Linked DNA regions of Homo sapiens: region 2 is linked to region 1. A link is an interaction called in ENCODE POLR2A ChIA-PET data of the cell type or tissue named here. Cell type or tissue: GM12878. All regions are shown on one strand. Each heading gives the region's core, and the rest is flanking DNA. Links, peaks and the distances in the headings are about the cores only.

Region 1 (4,399 bases), core at 132-4,131:
ATGGATGAGAGAATGAAGATAAAGGTATAGAATGAAAAGGATGAGTAGGTTTTCCAGGTAAATACTCAAAGATGGCTATGTCAGATATTTAGCGATTGGTGACACATGTGGGCCCTTGGTCATGGGACTGGTCAGAAGACTAGCTGCTAGTTGAGAACAGGACTAAGCAAGGTTAATTTGATGCTGATTAAACTGTTAAAATAGTGTTCTTTCAATTTCTCCCAATAAAAGAATTGTTCACAACATCTGTAATTTGCATGAGCCTATTGATGGAATTTAAATGGACAGTTGAAGAACGAGAGGTTAGGGTTTGATCCTGATACCTTTAGCAAGGATCATTTTGTGTGATGGGAACCAAGAAACTCTGAGGAGAAAAAGAGAATGCCCAAAGGAGCATGCAAAATCTGGCGAATTAGAAGCAGAGAATTGAGAATTATCTAATTTTTAAAAAATCTAATTTCATTAAGTTCTTGTACAAATTTCTAAGGTTTTTTCATTATCTTACTTTGAGAGGTGAGAATGGAAGGAAAATGCTCACCTGTGTATGTGCACTTTGCACAAAATATTATCGTGAAATTTGTCCCTTAGCAAAAGAAAGGGAAACATCCTACTTACGTGTTTAGGGTTCAGATGGCAAGTGTGTTTTGGCTCAAAATTTATCATGAATCAAAAAATACCTTATATATTGGTCAGCATGAGCTAGCTAAAAGAATAAATTTATTTATAAATATTTTATAAATTTTATTTCTACTAAATGAGCTAAAACCATTGTGACAATAATAATTAGAATCCTACTTCTCTCTGAGCGGATGTTTGGTAGAAGAAATAAAGCACTAAGAAAGGAACCACATATGTCATGTGACAAGATTGGGAGAGAGGAACCACTGAGGAGGCAGCCCTGTTTGGGAGGGAAGGGCAACATAATCAAAGATCTAAGCCCAGCTCATAGACTGAGGCTAAGAATTTGGGATTCTAGCCATGGTGTCTGGATGCTGCTGCACAGAGGCTCAGGGCTACTCTTTCATCTCTTCCCAGGACAGGAAATAGAGGAAACCACATAACTGAGCTCAAGTCCAAGACAGCTCAATAATATCACACACAGAGTTCTCCCATCTATCCCAAGGAGAGAATGCCAATTTGTGAGGGTATCTTCTCTTGGACCTAGAATGAGAGAATAAGGAACAGGTAGTTTCTTCCATTTCTATTTTTGTTCTCCAAACCCAAATAAAGAAACTTGCTTTTATTGTTTGTAGGGGCCTGCTATAAAGACTGCTCAGTTTGGCAGAAGTCTGGTTACAGGAGTGTGTAGTAAAGATGCTTAATGTGGTAGAAGCCTGTGCATGGATGGACCAGGAAGAATTAAATGGGGCTGCTGTAAAACACTCTTCCTAGCCAGAGATCAAGTATATAACAATTCACATGAGGAACTTGCACTTTACGAGAAAGACAAAAGAAACTGCTATTGCAAACAAATCTGCTTAATGTAAGCTTGCTGGATGCTGACAGCAAAAACTAAACCATAGTCATGTTATCATTTAGAAATGTTAATAGGATCACCTAATAAAAGTTTCAATTATAGAGCATTTATTACATAATACTGACAGCACTAAATAGGAAAAGCAATATATAGAATATGGACAAAATGGTATCCAGAGACAAACTCACGTCTTTAATGTTTTTATTTCTAAATATGAATGAGTAAAATATAAACATTAAACTTACAAGCTTAGAAAAAGAACAACTAAGTAATATAAAATAAGCTGTAGAAAAACATATTCACGATAAATGTAGATTTTTTTCTTCCTATGAAGCTGAATTCTTTCTCTCCGAAGTTCCTAATCTCTGTTTTAAGAATCACTGGTATAGATGATATTAAAATGCACATCTCTCAAATATCACCAGATTTGCATATGCAGTCACCTAGAATCATGTAGTCTTGTTTCTAGTGGTCTCCTTTAGGAGAGGTTCTGTGTCATAGTGGTAATTCTAGTGTCTAAGTCAATGCCGGGATGTTCAATAAAATGTTATTAAGTGAACATGTGAATAAATACATTCTTATGCCATATATTTAAAAAAACTGTATGTATCTTAATCCAGTTCATCAAATAAGTGTTTTGTCAAATTTAATCCTTATTAGGATCTCTTCTCATTCTTCATTTTTCAGTACAGAGAATTCTCAAAATCTAAATGATAAAAGCATAGCTATCATGGATTAAAAACAATTCCATTGTACTTTTTCTTACAGCTAACCTTGACTAATTCTCACATGTATTTCAGAAATATGAATAATGTCTTCATGCAATTCATGTAAGGCACAGAAAATAGGTATCATTATTTCTGTTTTAATGACAGATTTTGAGGTTAGGATGACTCATGAACAGCTGAGCAGCCAGTCAGTAGGAGAAACCAAAATAGAACGGAAACGCCTCCATTTCCACCCCCACGCTCAAACCTCGAGTGCACCCTCCCTGGGGAGATTGAAGCGTGATGTGCCTGTGAGTGAACAGGGAAGCGCTTCCTGCAAGTTACTAAGCTGCAAAGGCTCAGCGCTCTGAGCTATCCTTGGTGGTGATCAGTGAGAACCACCCACTCTCAATCCAGCTGATAAAAATGGAAGGGAAGGAGAACTTAGAAAAGCAGGTCCCTTAAATGCTGAGCTCCTCTTATTCTGAGGAAGATATTTCATTTACCTTTAACTGAGTAATCTTCAGAAATTACCTGAACTAAAATATTTTTTCATCCCAGTGAATGTAACCTTAAAATGCAAGCTACCTTGTTAGATGGGCACAGCCCAGCCTGTTTTACTCCCTGGGGAGGGAAAATATTTTCTTAAGCATGTTTCTCTGATTCTTTTAGGCACACAAAATTAGTGAGGCATGCTTTTATAGAAGCCTCTATAACTAAATTACTTTTGTAAAATAATCAACAATAGGATATAGCAGGTGTCAGTCTTTGGCCTGCAAACAAATTATTGTTGGAATTCTTAAGGAGCTTAAGAATATCCTTAGAATACTTGAGGAGCTTAAAGGTAATTTTTTAAAATGTGTTTTAAAAGTATTAACTATCATCCTGTATCCACAAGCATAATGGCCTTAAGTGGAGGAATTAAGAATTGCATCTGAAACATGTTTGATAAAGTTAAGATGTACTTTTGCCTCCACCATCCAATTCAAATAATAATGTTGTCCAATGCAAATACTAGTTTCCAGTAACTAGAGTCATTCCTTTCCCTACACCTCTGTAACTGGACGCATGCAAGTCTATCTTACTTACTGAGGCTGCTTTCATAATTCCAGTGGGCTGGGTTCTAAGAGAAATTTTAAAACTGTTTTCCTCCCCATTAAGCCCTTTGCCATGGTTCTATAGCTTACAGCAGCCCACACCTCACAAATATGAGAAAGGGATAGTCATTAAAACTTCTGCTTAATTCACCAAAAAAATTAAAAATAAAATGGTTAGTTACTGCCCACTCCACACTGACAGAGTTATTTAATCACCTACCACATCCTTACACCTCTGATCCTACTTGTTGGATTTTCTCTGCTGCACTATCAGTGCCTGTCTTTCTCCTTATTAGTATTAATTTCACTATTTTGTGAATGCAAACTTCTAGAGTTGTTTTATGGTCCCTAACGTCCACCCATCCTACCTCCTCTTAAAAAACAAACATGAATACAAAGCAGTCAAGCCATCGGATGGAAGGAAAGGAGCTTGGAACTGAGAGAAACACTTTACCAACAGAATGTAAACCAGACACGTTAAACTCACAGTTGGCCATAAAGAACAGCCTGAGTCTGATAGAGGGACGACAGCCAAAACAGAAGGTTCTTGTGGTGAGACGGCTGATATGGTCAGGCTGGAAAAACCTCTCCATTCCTTCCTGTGGGCACCTGAATTCCACAGGCTTGCAGATGGCAAGAATCACTGAATTACAGTTCCTTAGAGTTTTCTGTGTGCTAGTCGGAGACCTTGCACATGGCATTGAGCTCAGCACACGACGATTTCAGTTCCTTGAGCAAACTCAGATAAAATGAGGCGGAAAATGTTTCTAAAATAAGGTTTTCTAGGGAGTGTTAGTAAAATGTGACACTATCCTAGTGTAATCCAACAGGTAGGAGGTTGGATGGCCTCCCAGGCCTTCAACACACTGTATATTTGAATGTGCACAAGAGGAAATGCTCTAAAGACATGCATTTTCTTTTACCTTTTAGACTAATCCAGTGGAAAAACTATATTCGACCCAAGGATCTGTATCCACACAGTTTGACAATAATTTACTTCTTTCTGGAAGCGATGAGCACAGTGTAATTCCTGAGAAATTTTAATAATGATATTTTAATTATAATTAAGTGAAACCTAGCAAAGTTGGCTGTATCTGGAGGAACTCCACTGTGGGAAA
Region 2 (4,399 bases), core at 112-4,111, 310 kb before region 1:
CTTAATTTTAGATGTCCACAAGTTGTGAAAAACTCATCTCTAAGATGCACAATTTTTAAGATCAAAATTTCTTTGATTTAAAAAATTGTCATTTAAAATGGTTTCTGTTCAAAACATTAGTCATCTATAAAAATAAAGATACATAGTAATCATCACAGAAGGAAATTATTTTACATTGTTTATTTATGCCTCTATTTTAATTATTTGTAAAGTCAAAGAGAAGATGCTTTTTTCCAGAATCTAGAGTGCAACATGTTTAAAGAGAGAAAGAGACACACAAAGTAAGACACAAACAGAGATCCAAAGAGACAGAAAAATTGCAAAATGCTCTTACTTAAAGCACCAGACTACTTCAGTTACAGCATATGCACTCCTAGGTCAGGGTTCCTAAATCAATAGACTAAAGAAAAACTGCCTTGTCATCAGAACTCCAAAATATATGGGTCTCAGGAGAAACAAATATGTGGAGCTGTAGATCTAAATCCAAACTCAACTCTGTGGAAGAAAACAAATTTTACCTGTAAAATAAGTTGAGCTACTTGACCAGTACATTAGAAATTACACAGCAAAATACTCTAAAGACAGGATCCTAAACTCATTTTCCTTTCAAAAGTAGGGAGTGAACAGATAAGGGACACTAATTGCAGCAAACAGAATGCAAAACTGAAAAGCTTAAATAAAAAAGACTGATGAAAGCATAACATTAAAAAGAGAAGTGTTTAACTGTTAAATCATCCAAATTGCTTTGCCAAATTTTGACATGCTTGGTTTCCTGTAGTAAAATCTCATTCTTTTTTTTTTTTTTTTTTTTGGCTTTTGGAAAAAAAAAGTGAGGAAAAATAACCAGCTGTTCCTTGTATAGTTCAGGAAACAAGTTTGATTTATTACTTTAAGGTTATTTTTGAATGAGCTGCTTGTGGGAGCCAGAGTGCAGAAGTCACTGAGGCCTGTCCACTTGAAGGGCTCAAACTGTTTCCTGAACAGCCCTTCTTCACTCCTCACCTCCGACGGCTATTATTGACAACGTGTGACTGGGGCCTTCTAGGATTTTAAAACAGCAGGGGTCCCAGCCAAACAATCGGGCTGTCAATTACCTTTTCCCCTGTTGTGAAAGAGGGGCCCAAGACAATGCAACTTCTCAGCAGGGAGTTGTGCAGCTCCAAGTATGTAAGCCACCCTTGCACCGTTCAGCATTCAAAACCAAGTAAATGGTTGGTGCCTTCACTTTTGTCTGTGTGTGTCGGTGCAAACCAGAATTACTGCAAGGTGTAGATGTCTCCACGGCTGGATTTTTAAGTTCTTGGTAGGGCAAAACTGACTCTGTACATTGTTATCTCTGAGCTTCATGGAAGTTTTTTCTAAGTTCCAAACAGACACAGAAAGTCCCCCTCCCCCCACCTCCCAGCCTCCTTCTGTAAGCTTGTCCTCTGGGAACGCCCAAGCCTCTCTACCTATACTGTGGCTTAAAAAACTTCCTGTGGGCATTGATGACTTGCTGTGAGCACTGTCCATCATCCCGCCCCTTTGTCTGGCAGTCACTTCCATTCGAATTTGACTGACTGAGGCAGCCTGAGTTATTTGTAAAGAACAACAAGGCTTTTCATTCATAATTTTAGTAGGGGGACAGGGTGCTAATGACTGAGCTTGAAGAACTAGGGAATGTGGTATTCAAGGCAGGAAGAAGCTCAACTGGCTGCCAGATGAGGGAAGGAAAGGATGTAGGTGAAATGTGTCTGCATAAAAAGCCAATGACATGAAGATCACGTGTATACAAATAGAAATTGAATTTTTAAAACGTGAGATAATCTGAAGGATGGAAGCAGGAAGGAGGGCAGGGAAAGTCTAACAGGATTTCATTAACTTTGGGGTCAAGTTATGTGCCAGAGTTTACAGAATCCGAAACCCATAAAGTGTCTACAAAGGAAGTGATCTTTTCTTCCACTGCTGGTTCTCCTACAAAAACAAAAGAGTAAAGAAAAAAAAAAAAGAGGAAAACTGGTTTTCACTCTTTTTTGGTACCTTTCACATACTCAGACAAAGAGGGTTTGTTTTCCCTCTTTGGAACCAAATCTCCAAAGAATTTACTTTTGGGGTCTGTAGTCCATTTTATGTACATACAGCATGAACATAATATGTAATGATTTTACATATCTGCTGCTTCCAAAGAAGAAAATTTGTAAAAAGGTAAATTTATAGTTGAATTATTTGTATAGGTAAGTCTTATGTGATTTATCTTTCTTGCAAAAATAGTAAAATTGTGGTTTGGTTTTTTAAAATTAAGAAATTAAAACTCACATTGAAGTTTTTTACGTATGATTTTGTTCAGATTCATAGAAAAAAATTGAAATAACAATGTTGCATATTTGCAATCTACTGTGAATTAGCAGAATGATACAAAACGCTTTTAAAAAAAAAATGTAATTCCGGCTGGGCGCGGTGGCTCACACTTGTAATCCCAGCACTTTGGGAAGCAGAGGCGGGCGGATCACCTGAGGTCGGGAGTTCAGGACCAGCCTGACCAACATGGAGAAACCCAATCTCTACTAAAAATACAAAATTAGCCAGGCATGGTGGCACATGCCTGTAATCCCAGCTACTTGGGAGGCTGAGGCAGGAAAATCGCTTGAACCTGGGAGGCGGAGGTTGCAGTGAGCAGAGATTGCACCATTGTACTCTTGCCTGGGCAACAAGAGCAAAACTCCGTCTCAAAAATAAATAAATAAATAAATAAATAAATAAATAAATAAATAAATGTGATTCCATAAGTGAAGAATGTTTCAATCATTTGTAGAAAATCTTTACTATGTTTCTTTCATTAAAGCAAGTCAAATAAAGGCAAAATTGAACAATAACAAATGCTGATTTTTGTAAAGATCGGCAAAAATAATTTTTCAGGCAATGAGACTCTGGCTCTTTCCATGTTTAGTCTATTAGGATTTGTGTTCTCAGGGAGCACTTAGGGCTACTGAGGCCTTGAGTCAATGTTCAGACCCTGGGTTGGGTGCTTACTAATCGCTAAACTCCTAAGCCATAAGCTGACCCAACAAACCTTCCTAAAAACAGAGGAGCAGCCGGGCTCAGTGGCTCACGCCTGTAATCCCAGCACTTTGGGAGGCCGAGGCAGGCGGATCACGAGGTCAGGCGATCGAGACCATCCTGGTTAACACGGTGAAACCCCGTCTCTACTAAAAATACAAAAAATTAGCCGGGCATGGTGGCAGGCGCCTGTAGTCCCAGCTACTTGGGAGGCTGAAGCAGGAGAATGGCATGAACCCGGGAGGCGGAGGTTGCAGTGAGCCGAGATCGGGCCATTGCACTCCAGCCTAGGTGACAGAGCAAGACTCCGTCTCAAAAACAAAACAAAACAAAACAAAACAGGAGCTACTGCCACTACTCCATGGCCCACATCCATGATTTCCTTTCATTCTGACAACCATCCTGCTCTGTTCAGTGGGGAAGCAGAGGCATGGAGATACTCTTGTATTTTCCGTTCATTTCCATCTAAGTACGCAACAAAAGCAAAGACCAGTGAACAGGTAGCTGGGGAGTTCCAACACTAACCTAAAGTAGGCCTTCAGTGGGCTTGTATTATCATTTATTAATTTACTTTGGTCTGTATTTCAAGTATATATATATATATATATATATATGTAAATTGAAATAATGTTAGATAGCCCATGTTATCTTGTGGCTTGCTGTGCCACCTGAGCATATCCTCAAAAAAACCCTTAGGTTTTTGAGAAAAGGATTAAATAACTTACCCCAATCTTAGGATAAAGATAAATTTAAAGCTCAATCACACCCTGGTTATTCTATATTCAAAGCCAAGTGAAGCCTCACCATGCTCTTCTGTCCACTATCTCTTGGGACCTGAAGCTCAGGCGATTGTTCCATGAATGACAGATGTCACAACTGGCTGAGTCCAAGCCCAGGTCAAAACATGAAGTAAGTGAAGGTAATAACCTTTAGTATCTTCTTAGACTTCCCTGTCAGCTACCTCTATCCTCTCCTTTGGTGGTGCATGTTAATAACTGGCTTCCTGGGGTTAAAAAAATAAATTCCAACATCTGGGGATGTCTGTGTTGTAAACACATTGACCACGGCTAATTCTCTTTTCTTTTCTTTCTTTTTTTTTTTTTTTTTTGAGATGGAGTCTCGCTCTGTCACCCAAGCTGGAGTGCAATGGCACGATCTCAGCTCGCTGCAACCTCTGCCTCCCAGGTTCAAGCAATTCTCCTGTCTCAGCCTCCCAAGTAGATGGGATTACAGGCACCCGTCACTGTGTCCGGAATTGGTGGGTTCCTGGTCTCACTGACTTCAAGAATGAAGCCGCAGACCCTCGCGTTGAGTGTTACAGCTCTTAAGGTGGCGCGTCTGGAGTTTGTTCCTTCTGATGTTC

What was found. ChIA-PET counts read pairs that join two places held together with the same protein. Peaks named below come from ENCODE experiments on the same cell type or tissue, not always from the same donor. Only the 100,000 strongest peaks of a DNase experiment are listed, where the experiment ranks them.
Region 2: POLR2A ChIA-PET joins it to region 1 with 13 read pairs; 7 of 35 experiments call an interaction of 5 or more read pairs at or near these places.

What each region holds. Positions count from the first base shown.
Region 1 is chr13:80,047,046-80,051,444 of GRCh38, reverse strand. No RefSeq gene overlaps it. Among named protein-coding and RNA genes, the nearest start is that of LINC01080, 38 kb to the right of the region's middle. RefSeq lists an enhancer at 2,257-2,506. In GM12878, for the core only: no CTCF peak of the experiment used is centred there; a DNase peak (open chromatin) is centred at 2,434; H3K27ac peaks cover 407 bases.
Region 2 is chr13:80,356,652-80,361,050 of GRCh38, reverse strand. LOC105370276 (a long non-coding RNA gene) reads right to left here. Exons shown (of 4, transcript XR_001749939.2): 1 at 3,841-4,399; 2 at 335-495. Among named protein-coding and RNA genes, the nearest start is that of SPRY2, 18 kb to the right of the region's middle. RefSeq lists enhancers at 679-1,443, 1,444-2,208. In GM12878, for the core only: no CTCF peak of the experiment used is centred there; no DNase peak of the experiment used is centred there.